Linked DNA regions of Homo sapiens: region 2 is linked to region 1. A link is a contact called in ENCODE Hi-C or POLR2A ChIA-PET data. All regions are on one chromosome and are shown on one strand. Each heading gives the region's core, a stretch centred on a gene start or an enhancer-like site at or near the end of the contact. The rest is flanking DNA. Distances are from core to core; before and after follow the strand shown. Region 1 overlaps KCNQ5 (potassium voltage-gated channel subfamily Q member 5). Region 2 holds the start of SLC17A5 (solute carrier family 17 member 5).

Region 1 (4,861 bases), core at 1,032-3,531:
TATTTATACACTTTAGTCATATTTGAAGTTCTTCTTACTAACCCTATAAAACTCTCAAATGAATTAGAATCCTCAAATTCACATAACTATCCTATCCATTTCCTGTAGGCAGAGCCATATGCAAAACTAACCCATTATTGAGAGGTGCTTGGTAAACATAGGCACAGAACAGACTCTAATCACGTCTTGTAAATCTGGGGTCCATTATAAATAATAAATAAAGTTTTATTGAAACACCATTATGCATATTCATTCATTTACTGTCTGTGACTATTCTTACATTACAACAATAGAGTTGAGTGGTAACAACAGTGATCTACAGCTGAAAAAGCTGAAAATGTTTACTATCTGGCCTAGGCCAGAAAACTATACTTTCTATCATGTGTCCTTGCCGTGTAGGCAGGTGACTTATGGAGAAATGGGATGAAAAAAATGGACATGGTGAGTCAATCATCAGTAGAGTTGAATTGAAAGAATGCCATTAGTTGGAGTCAGAGTCATGGCAAGAGAGAGAGAGTGTAAGGTAAAGTTGTGAGGAAGAAGAAACCATGCATTAAGAAGAGAAACCTGGTCAGGAGACAGAAGGCTGTACAACAACCCAGAAAAAACAAAACAAAACAAAACGAAAAAAAAAGAAAAAAAAAAAGAGATGCCATAAGATGAGAGAAAGAAAGAGAGAGGCAGAGACAGAGACTGAGAGACTGATCATCTGGCATATGGCCCTGAGGCAGAGATTAGCTTGTTCCTCAACTTCCCTAGGTTTCTGATAGCTGTTCAGTTCACAGACACATGCATGTAATGCCCCTGACCTCCAGGACCCCCATCTATGGACAGCAAGGAGCTCTTTTTGCAATCAAAAGAGAGGGACCAAAACAGATCATTATGTATTGCGCCATAATGAGGCAAATTTATTTCTCTTATTTGTAAGTTCCTATGGGAATGACTCCCCCATTAGATCACAGTATTGACGATAAGCATGAATAAGCTAATTTGGGTAGAAAAGTCACTTCATGTAGTAGAATGTAATGTTGACTGTTAAGATATCTCATACATCATGAAATTAAATAAGATTTCCCTTTTATTTCATTTGTTCAGCCACTCAGTAAATATTGAAGACCTATTAAGTATAAAGAAGTGCAAGACAGCTTGATGGATTAGAACATGTATGTAACAAACCCACTCCCAGGGAACATGTACAATCTTGTATGAAAGTTGAGACAGATACACTGATGACTACCACACAGAGAAACCTATGGTAATTAAGTTTGATAATTATTTATAGCAGTCACATTATGTACTAAAACATAAAGAACATAAGGCCATTCACCATGGCTATTGAGATGGATGAGGCTGAGCCTTTGACGTTGGAAGAACAGTAGCACTGTACACAAGAACTGAGGATCACTTCTTGCCATCAAGACCAGGGAAGCCATCATGGAACATCGTGCAGTGGGCACAAGAGATAGAATGCCCATTGCAACATCATTGGTAATAGAAAAAAATGAAAATGTCCATAAGGATAATAATGAGTAAATAACTGGCAGTGTCATTGTATAGGAAAATACCATACAGTAATTGAAAGGAATGAATTAGAGCTACATGAATCTATATTGATATATCTAAAGCCTAATGTTGAGCCAAAAATAAAGGTGCAAAAACATTTTTATAGTGTGAGACGAACTATGCAATATTTTAAAACATGGCAACCAATACTTTTATATTACTTAGACCAGCATACATATGTTGTATAGATTTTTTTTTAATGTTTAGACTTGGTAGATACTAGGATAGCTTTTAAATATGGAGGGGGAAAAAGAGAGGAAAATGATATTAAGGAGGCATATGCAGGAGTTTCTACTGTATGTGAATATTTAAATTTTTTTAAAACCTAAGCCTGCAGAAATATAGCAAAATGGGAGATGAATACATGGGCCTTCATTTTTTTTTTTTTTTTAATTCTCAGAGGTCTTCTGTTTGAAATATCTCAGAAGAAAAAAAAAGAAAAGCCTACGTGTGTTTATGTGGAGACACATTCCAAAGAAGGGACATGTGGCTGGTTATACTCAAGGTGGTTATGTTCAGTTAATCTACCAAACTGGATGATACGGGTCAGGACCCAGTTTTAGTTCAGAGATCCTCAGTTTTATTGTGTGCTTAGTCGTATTACTCAAATGAGTGAAATTAGCTTTTGATAGAGTCAGGGTACCACTTCATGTGACCAAACAAATGCACGAAGCCTGGAGATGGCTGTGTTTGAGCACAGGCTTTGTCCTGCTCGCAGATGTGCAACTGTGCATCTATGGACAGCAGTAGAGGGCTTCTAAGAACACTGGTGGCAAATATGTCAGGAGTCCCTGGCCAATACTGTTGATGCGAAGCTAAGGTTCTAAACAGTTTTGGATCACAGCCTCTTTCAGAATCTCTACGTATTTTAAAAACCTGTGAAGCATGTCCTTAAACAGACATGCACGTGTATGTGCACATATGCATGATTACATAAATTTCCACAAGTTCATAAACCAAGGGGTTTAAGAACCTTAGTTAGGAAACTCGTGTATAGGCACATTACCTTAGATAAATTTGGTCAAATCCTCCAGTGAAGATAACTAATGGTGCAGTTTCTGTGAAAACACACAGGACTCTGAAAATGGAGCTACGGACCCAGTAAAGAGTTTGTACAACTCAGTGAGACTTCCTAAATTCATTGATTTACATACTCTACTAACCACCATCAATCTTGGCACACAAATGACCAGAATATACAGAATCTATCTTTGCTTTATTTGTTTTGTAATGGTTCTTGAATGCTTCTTTAAAGAATAAAACTACTGGACATAGAAAATTCTTCAGCTTGTACAATCATTTAGGATGGTGTAATTCAGATGAAGCATTACACGTGAAAAGGAAACTCAGTCAGATGACAAGCAAATTCTTGGCATCCAACCCTGACCACCAATGCAGAATATGACTAAGGAATAACATTTTTAGTAAAAGGTCACAGACAACATGAACTTAACACATTTTATTCACCTGGTGGCAAATAGAAATGAAATCCCAGAAGCTTGGTTCCTTGAATAAATATTGCAGCAACTGACACATCCAAATATATTTAATACAAACAGTCTCTCATTGCAAGTGCTATGTTTTTTCTGACCATTACATATTTTTACTCATTATTTACACAGCTAATGACTGTTTTATAATGTTAAACTCAACCTTCCATTTTTCTGAAATTATGTTTATATAGTTATTGGTTTGATGGAATAATTAAAATGCACTTATGTGAGATATAAACTAAGTTTCCTTTTCCTGTCTTGTTTCTTATAATTTAATCTGTATTAGGTCATTCAACTAGTAATTGTTATTCTAATAATTTCCCCTATTTTCTTTTCTTTGAACTGGCTGACTAGCTAAAGTGTATAAAAACAGTGACTCATAGACATGCATTTTGAAGTAACCAATATAAATAGGTACATTCTGGTTATATCACATTTTAGACAACTGCTTAGTCAAATGAAATGCAAAAAGAAAAACGGAAAGAAAACTATTTCAAATACCTTGAAATGTGTGCTTCAAGCTGACTTTCAGAATAGGTGCACATTTATATAGCTATGTAAAAAAGAAGGGGAAAAACACAGAAATTCCAAAATATTTTCAAACTGGCTTAGACATCTTGACACTTTACTGTTTTCCTCTGCCAGGAGAGTAAATGAGTGGTTTGCCCTCTGGGGAAAAATCCATTTAAAAGCGAAACTATTTTAAATGCATACCTTTTTACAAGAAAGAAAAGAATAGTTCTTAGTAGTGGGGGAGTGGGTAGGATATATGTATATGGAAGGGCACAGTGAAATGTATTAGTATAGGGTCTTGTTTACTTGTAAGTATTTTCTTCCTTTTTGTCATTCCTCACACATTTACATGGTTAGCACTGGTGATACAAAGAAGAAAGAAATATTCCTAGCCTTCACGTGGTTTTAGTCTAAAGGGAGAACACTCAGGAAAAACAGTGTGCATCAACCTAGAGATGCCATGAGAATGAAATGTGCAGTAACTAATCCATGGAGGAGAGGATGGTCAGAGGGGGTCGTGTTTAAATTGGGTCGATTAAGGTTGCAAAGGGTCAGCCTATTTTAAGAGGGCAGGTGGGAAGGAATAGGAACAGAGGCCAAATGCAGGAGATAATATTTTGTAAACTGTTTTGTAAATGATAAATTGTACCTTCTGTGTGGAGGTAAAGTATGAGGGGAGATTTCTGCCTTCTTCCTATCTTGTTCTTATATATTTGTTCATATATTTAACATAGCTACCCCCTTATGGTATTATAATTACCTGATTACCTTTTAATCTCATCTGTGAAGTCCCTAAGTGTAGGAGCAGTACTTTATCCATCTCTTTTCCCTAGTGCCTAACAGGTCCAGACAGCTGGTAGATACAAAATGAAGACTCTTTTAGTTGAACTGAGTGAATGAAAGGATGGACAGATGGATGCATAGATAGATACTCTGTAATTACAAAGAAATGTACTTGGGCTATGACTCCTTCAGTGGAAAAAACAACATAGCAGAAAAAATGCAATACATGGGGTGTGGTAGAATTGTAAAAATATTTTTACTAGAAATACTCTTGGACTTTATGACAAATTAGAAATTATTTCCTTCTATGCCTGGCCCTTCCAAAATTTCACATTCATGCATACACTAGTATACTTGTTAAATTGTTGGACAAAAATCTCCTTCGATTTAGAAGTCTATTATTTCGTTGAGATGACAGTTTTTAACTAGTAATGAAAGTTTTCCAATGAAAACACTCTAATTTTGCAATGTGTACCTCAATTTTGTGAAAATAAACGGCTGAGTATACT
Region 2 (4,861 bases), core at 1,541-4,040, 1.0 Mb after region 1:
TGTAATCCCAGCACTTTGGGAGGCCAAGGCGGGTGGATCACCTGAGGTCAGAAGTTAGAGACCAGCCTTGCCAACATGGTGAAACTCCGTCTCTACTAAAAATACAAAAATTAGCTGGGTGTGGTGGCGTAGGCCTGTAATCCCAGCTACTCGGGAGGCTGAGGCAGGAGAATCACTTGAACCGGGGAGGCTGAGGCTGCAGTGAGCCGAGATCGCACCACTGCACTCCAGCCTGGGCGACAGAGCAAAACTCCGTCTCAAAAAAAAAAAAAAAAAAAAAAAATCAGGACATAATTGAGGAAATATGAACACTGAGTATTTTGTAAGTATTATTATTATTTTATTATTATTATTTTTTGAGACGAAGTCTTGCTCTTGTCACCCAGGCTGGAGTGCAGGGGCGTGATCTCGGCTCACTGCAAGCTCCGCCTCCCAGGTTCACGCCATTCTCCTGCCTCAGCCTCCCGAATAGCTGGGACTACAGGCACCCGCCACCACACCCGGCTAATTTTTTGTATTTTTAGTAGGGACGGCGTTTCAGGCGTTTCACCTTGTTAGCCGGGATGGTCTCGGTCTGCTGACCTCAGGTGATCCGCCCGCCTCGGCCTCCCAAAGTGAGTAAGCATTATTTTTATTTGCTGTGATAATAGTACTGTAGTTATGTTAAAAAGAGTCCTTATCTTTTAGAGGTAAATAATTGAAATATTTACATATGAAATGACATGGTATCTGGGATTTGCTTCAAAATACACAGTATGTATGAGCATAAGGCAAGACTGGCCATGAATTGATAACTTTAATCTGGGTGCTGGTTACATGGGGGCTCATTATATACTTCTCTTAATTGCCATATATGCTCCTTCTCTATAAAACTTATCATATTCTAAATAGCAAAAACAGTATGTTACTATTATTTCCACTTCACTTGCTCTCCAGTGGGTATGTAAAGAGGGAAAATAAAAAAGGAAATGGTTGTAACAAACGTAGCCACCTAAAGCCAGGAAGGACAGGGCCAGTACCATAAGATCCATACACTCAACACATGAATCAAGTAGGGATTGTTTTTAAAAGGGATGCTATAAGCTACTTTTTTAAAAATCAACTTTATTGAAGTATAATTTACGTGATAAATGTATACATTTGTCCATCTCAATCTTTATTGAGATGTATAACTTTTCTATCCACATCTCTGCTAACATTTGGTATTATCAGCCTTTTGGATTTTAGCTATTCTAGTGGGTGTATAGTGCCTCGTTGTAATTTTAATCTGCATTTTCCTGAGAATAATGTTTAACATTTGTGCTAAATTTTGATTATACATATACATATTTTTCAATTGTAACAATGTAATAATCTCTGGCAAATATCTTTATTATAACTTTTATTTCTGTATTTCTATATTATTTTATGAGGAATATTATACAATTTGAACACTACAAGCCACAGAAAATGATCAGTTTATGGAACTAAGTCCGACTTCCAGGTAAAACGTAACTATGGTATGGTATTTACAGTTTGTGTTGACTAAAATAAGCTCCCGGCTGCCAGATGGAGCTATAAGGTTGCCACCTCTACTGCCACCATCTGGTAACATTAAAAACAAATAAAAATATAGAAACTATACAATTCTGGGTTAGCCAAAGTCAAATTTCCAACACAACTCTTTCTCACGCACAGATCTTTGAAACTATAGAATGCATTCAAACTGATTTGTTCTTTAGTTTTCGTTACTTTTAAATAAACTATATTACAAAAGTGTCAAATAGCAAAATATTTTAATTTTCTCAAATTCAGGGAAGATGCTTTATGACGTACCTGCTTTTCGATTTGTTCCAAGACCTTTGGCAAATTACTTTAGAACTCCATAGGTATCTTGAGGATAACTGAACCTTTTCCTAACTTAAATCATAGACTGCCAGACGGAAAAAAAATGTCCTCGATGTTTTTAGTCTCTTACTGCACAATGTCAAGATATCAGCTGGGTTATACAATAGTTGCCCTCTGCATACTCACAAATGTTAACTCCAGTCCTTTTTTGTCTTCCCTCCCCGCCTAAGAAGCTACCAGGTCACATGCTGGCGGATACGCAGTGGCGGAAACCTAGCGGTGACAGGGAAGGACAGCCCTCTGCCTACTGATCTGCAGGTTTCTCCTCCAGTTTGCTCTTACACCGGGGTCCTCCGCTCGGACCTTAGCCCATTCATTTGATGATTCTCTCCCAGTTCGTTCTTCCACTGGGTCCCTTGCTCAGCACTACCCAAAATAACCACCAGCTCAGCGCCGGCTGCACCGCCGCTCCCCCGCCCCCGCCCCCGCCCCCGCCCCCGCCCGGTGGGGCTGCACCTGCCGAGGCCCCGGCTCGGCTCCGCGATCACGGTCGCGGCCCCCGGGGTTCCCGAGGGGCTTCTGCGCACCGAGGCAGGCGGGACTGAGCGGCACTCTGAACGGGCTCCCCTCTTAATGTCCCCTCGCGCCTGAGCAGCTCCGGTCCCGCCGGCGCAGGGTGCGGGTACCCGGGCCATGCCGGCCCAGAGACCGCCGCCCCCGGTACCGCTGCCCACTCGAAGCCCCTGGACGACCCCGCCGCTTACCGGCTTCGGCCCGTGGGGCGCCCGGTAGAAGAGGCGTGCGGTCCGTGCTCTCCTCGCCATCGTTCCGGGCCAGGTCTCGAACCGGAGACCTCATGACGCCTACGTGAGCAGGTGTACTCGCCACCTGGCAGAGAAGGGAGCGCCGGCCCGACAGCCCGAAGCCCCCGGGCCGAGCTGGCTGGACCGGGCGGGGCGGGGGCGATGACACCGCCCCGCGGCCACGTCTAGTCCCCGCGGTCCCGCCCAGAGGCGGCCGCGCCGACTCCGCCCCCGCCGCCATCTTAGGTGTGGGCAACTCTGGCTTGGGTTGGACTAGGGAAGCGGAGTTCTGGGAGTTCTCGTAGGATTGGCGCAAAGTGAGCCCGCTCCGCCCGCCGGTCTACGCATGCCGGGGAGCCGGTGTTCGGACGACCGTCTCCCGCTCCTGCACCCCCTTGTAAAGTGCAGGGGCCACCCTGCCCGCAGCGAGGATGAGTGGGGGCTTGCGGGCGGGCAGTGGGGACTTGAATTGCACATAATTAAGGGGAGGGCTTCGACCGAACTAGGGAAGTGGGTGGTGTGCATTTCACAACTTGACATTCGCTTGTTAGCGGTCAGTTGCCATACTGTTAGCAACCTTTGTACGATCTACCTCGTGACTGTGGCGGCATATTTACCTCGTGACTGTGGCGGCATATTGTCCCTAAAATAGCTTTTTTTTTTTTTTTTTTTTCTCCCAGGCAGGGTCTTGCTCTGTTGCCCAAGCTGGAATGCAGTGGCGCAATCGCAGCTCACTGCAACCTCCAACTCCTGGACTCAAGCGATTCTCTTCAGCTCCCCCAAGTAGCTGGGACTACAGGAGCATGCCACCACATCTGGCTAATTTTGTTTCTACTTTTTATTTTTGTAGAGGCTTGGTCTTATTATATTGCCCAAGCTGGTTTCGAACTCCTGGGCTCAAGCAATCCTCCTCGGCCTCCCAAAGTGCTGGGATTACAGGCGTGAGCCACTGCTCCTGGTCCTAAAATAGCTTTTAGGCGGAAAAACAGCAATGGAAATTTGTTGAGTCCTATGATGTTGCTGGTTTTATAGGTAAAAGTAATCAACATAGGTAGTTTCATATGGTTCGACCTATGGAATCCTCTGATGTATGTGTGCATGCTTTATCTCCACGATAGAATTTGGATAGATTGTGCTAGCATTTGCGGACTCTGAAAGTGAAACTAGGAAAACCCAGCTTGCCTTGGCAGGGCAGATCTGGATCCGCCAATAAAGGCTGTCTCTGTGGAGGTAGAAAATAAGATGTAGATGCTCTCGGAGAGTTTGGTGTAGACAGGGAAGACCCACAAGCCACTAATTCAGTAAACCAGGTTAGAAGCTTAGTGAGGTTCACGTGAGAACAAAGGGGAGGGTCCTTTACCTAGAAGGGAGGGCGAGGATTTCTGTAGGCATCCCTACCTCCAGATCAGTAAATGCTAGAAAAGTTCTCAAGTTAAAGCAGCAAATCAAGCCTTGTTTCTGAGTTACTGAATTACCATGTAGATTTTTACACTCTCTAAGGGTTGTAGAAAAATGCAATTTTCAAACTGGATTATGCAGAGTCACCTGGCAAATCCTTTTAAAATGTAGATTCAGATTCAGCAGATCTGGTGTGATGGTTAATTTTATGTGTTAACTTGCTGGTTGTCTTTGGATGAGGTTAACACTAAAATCATTGAACTCTGGGTAAAGATGGCTGCCTTCCATAATCTGGGTGGGCTTCCTTCAATCAGTTGAAGGCCTATCTAGAATAAAAAATCCGACTCCCCCACTTCTCTTGCCCAAGCAAGGGAGACTTCTCCAGCAGAGTGTCCTCAGACTTCATCTGCACCACAGGTCCTCCTGGGTCTCCAGGCATGTGCACCATCATCTGTTTTGGGTCGAGTTGGCCAGCCTATATTGTGAAAGCCAAAACTTTATTACCCAAACTACCCAATTGGGGCTGTTTCTCTGAGAAGCCCAGTACATCTGGGATGTGCCTGAGATTCTGTATTGCTAACAAGCTCCCAGATGACCAAGGTTATAGATAACTTGGGCCAGGGAATATAGTTGCAACAGACTTGAAAGACTTCAAACCAGAGGAATTCTTTTTTTTAATATTTTTTATTTTAGAAATTTTAGGTTTACATAAACGTTGCAAAGATAGTACAGTGAGTTCTCCATACCCTTTGCTTAGTTTGACCTATTATTAAGATCTTACATTAGTATCATGCATATATCATAACTAACGAGCCAGTATAGATAATTATTAA

Evidence for each region. A loop is a pair of places that touch in the nucleus more often than their neighbours do. ChIA-PET counts read pairs that join two places held with the same protein, here RNA polymerase II (POLR2A). Pooled maps may share reads with other maps.
Region 2: a loop to region 1 is called in a pooled map, with 2.2 times the contacts of the local background. The contact joins the promoter of SLC17A5 here to the enhancer-like site in region 1. A Hi-C loop is called at or near these places in 1 of 37 single-sample maps with no recorded cell type and 1 of 50 pooled maps. POLR2A ChIA-PET finds 5 or more read pairs at or near these places in 1 of 52 experiments (activated T-cell).

Annotation. Positions count from the first base shown.
Region 1 is chr6:72,646,837-72,651,697 of GRCh38, forward strand. All of the region lies in intron 1 of KCNQ5 (potassium voltage-gated channel subfamily Q member 5), which reads left to right. The region is part of intron 2 of KCNQ5-IT1 (KCNQ5 intronic transcript 1); the gene reads left to right. Among named protein-coding and RNA genes, the nearest start is that of KCNQ5-IT1, 19 kb to the left of the region's middle. Within about 2 kb of position 2,282, at least 5 of the 41 ENCODE cell types and tissues checked have a DNase peak (open chromatin) inside an H3K27ac peak, as active enhancers do.
Region 2 is chr6:73,651,202-73,656,062 of GRCh38, forward strand. It overlaps SLC17A5 (solute carrier family 17 member 5), which reads right to left and starts at 2,791. Exons shown (of 11, transcript NM_012434.5): 1 at 2,592-2,791. The coding sequence starts at 2,685. RefSeq lists a silencer at 2,237-2,906 and an enhancer at 3,906-3,995.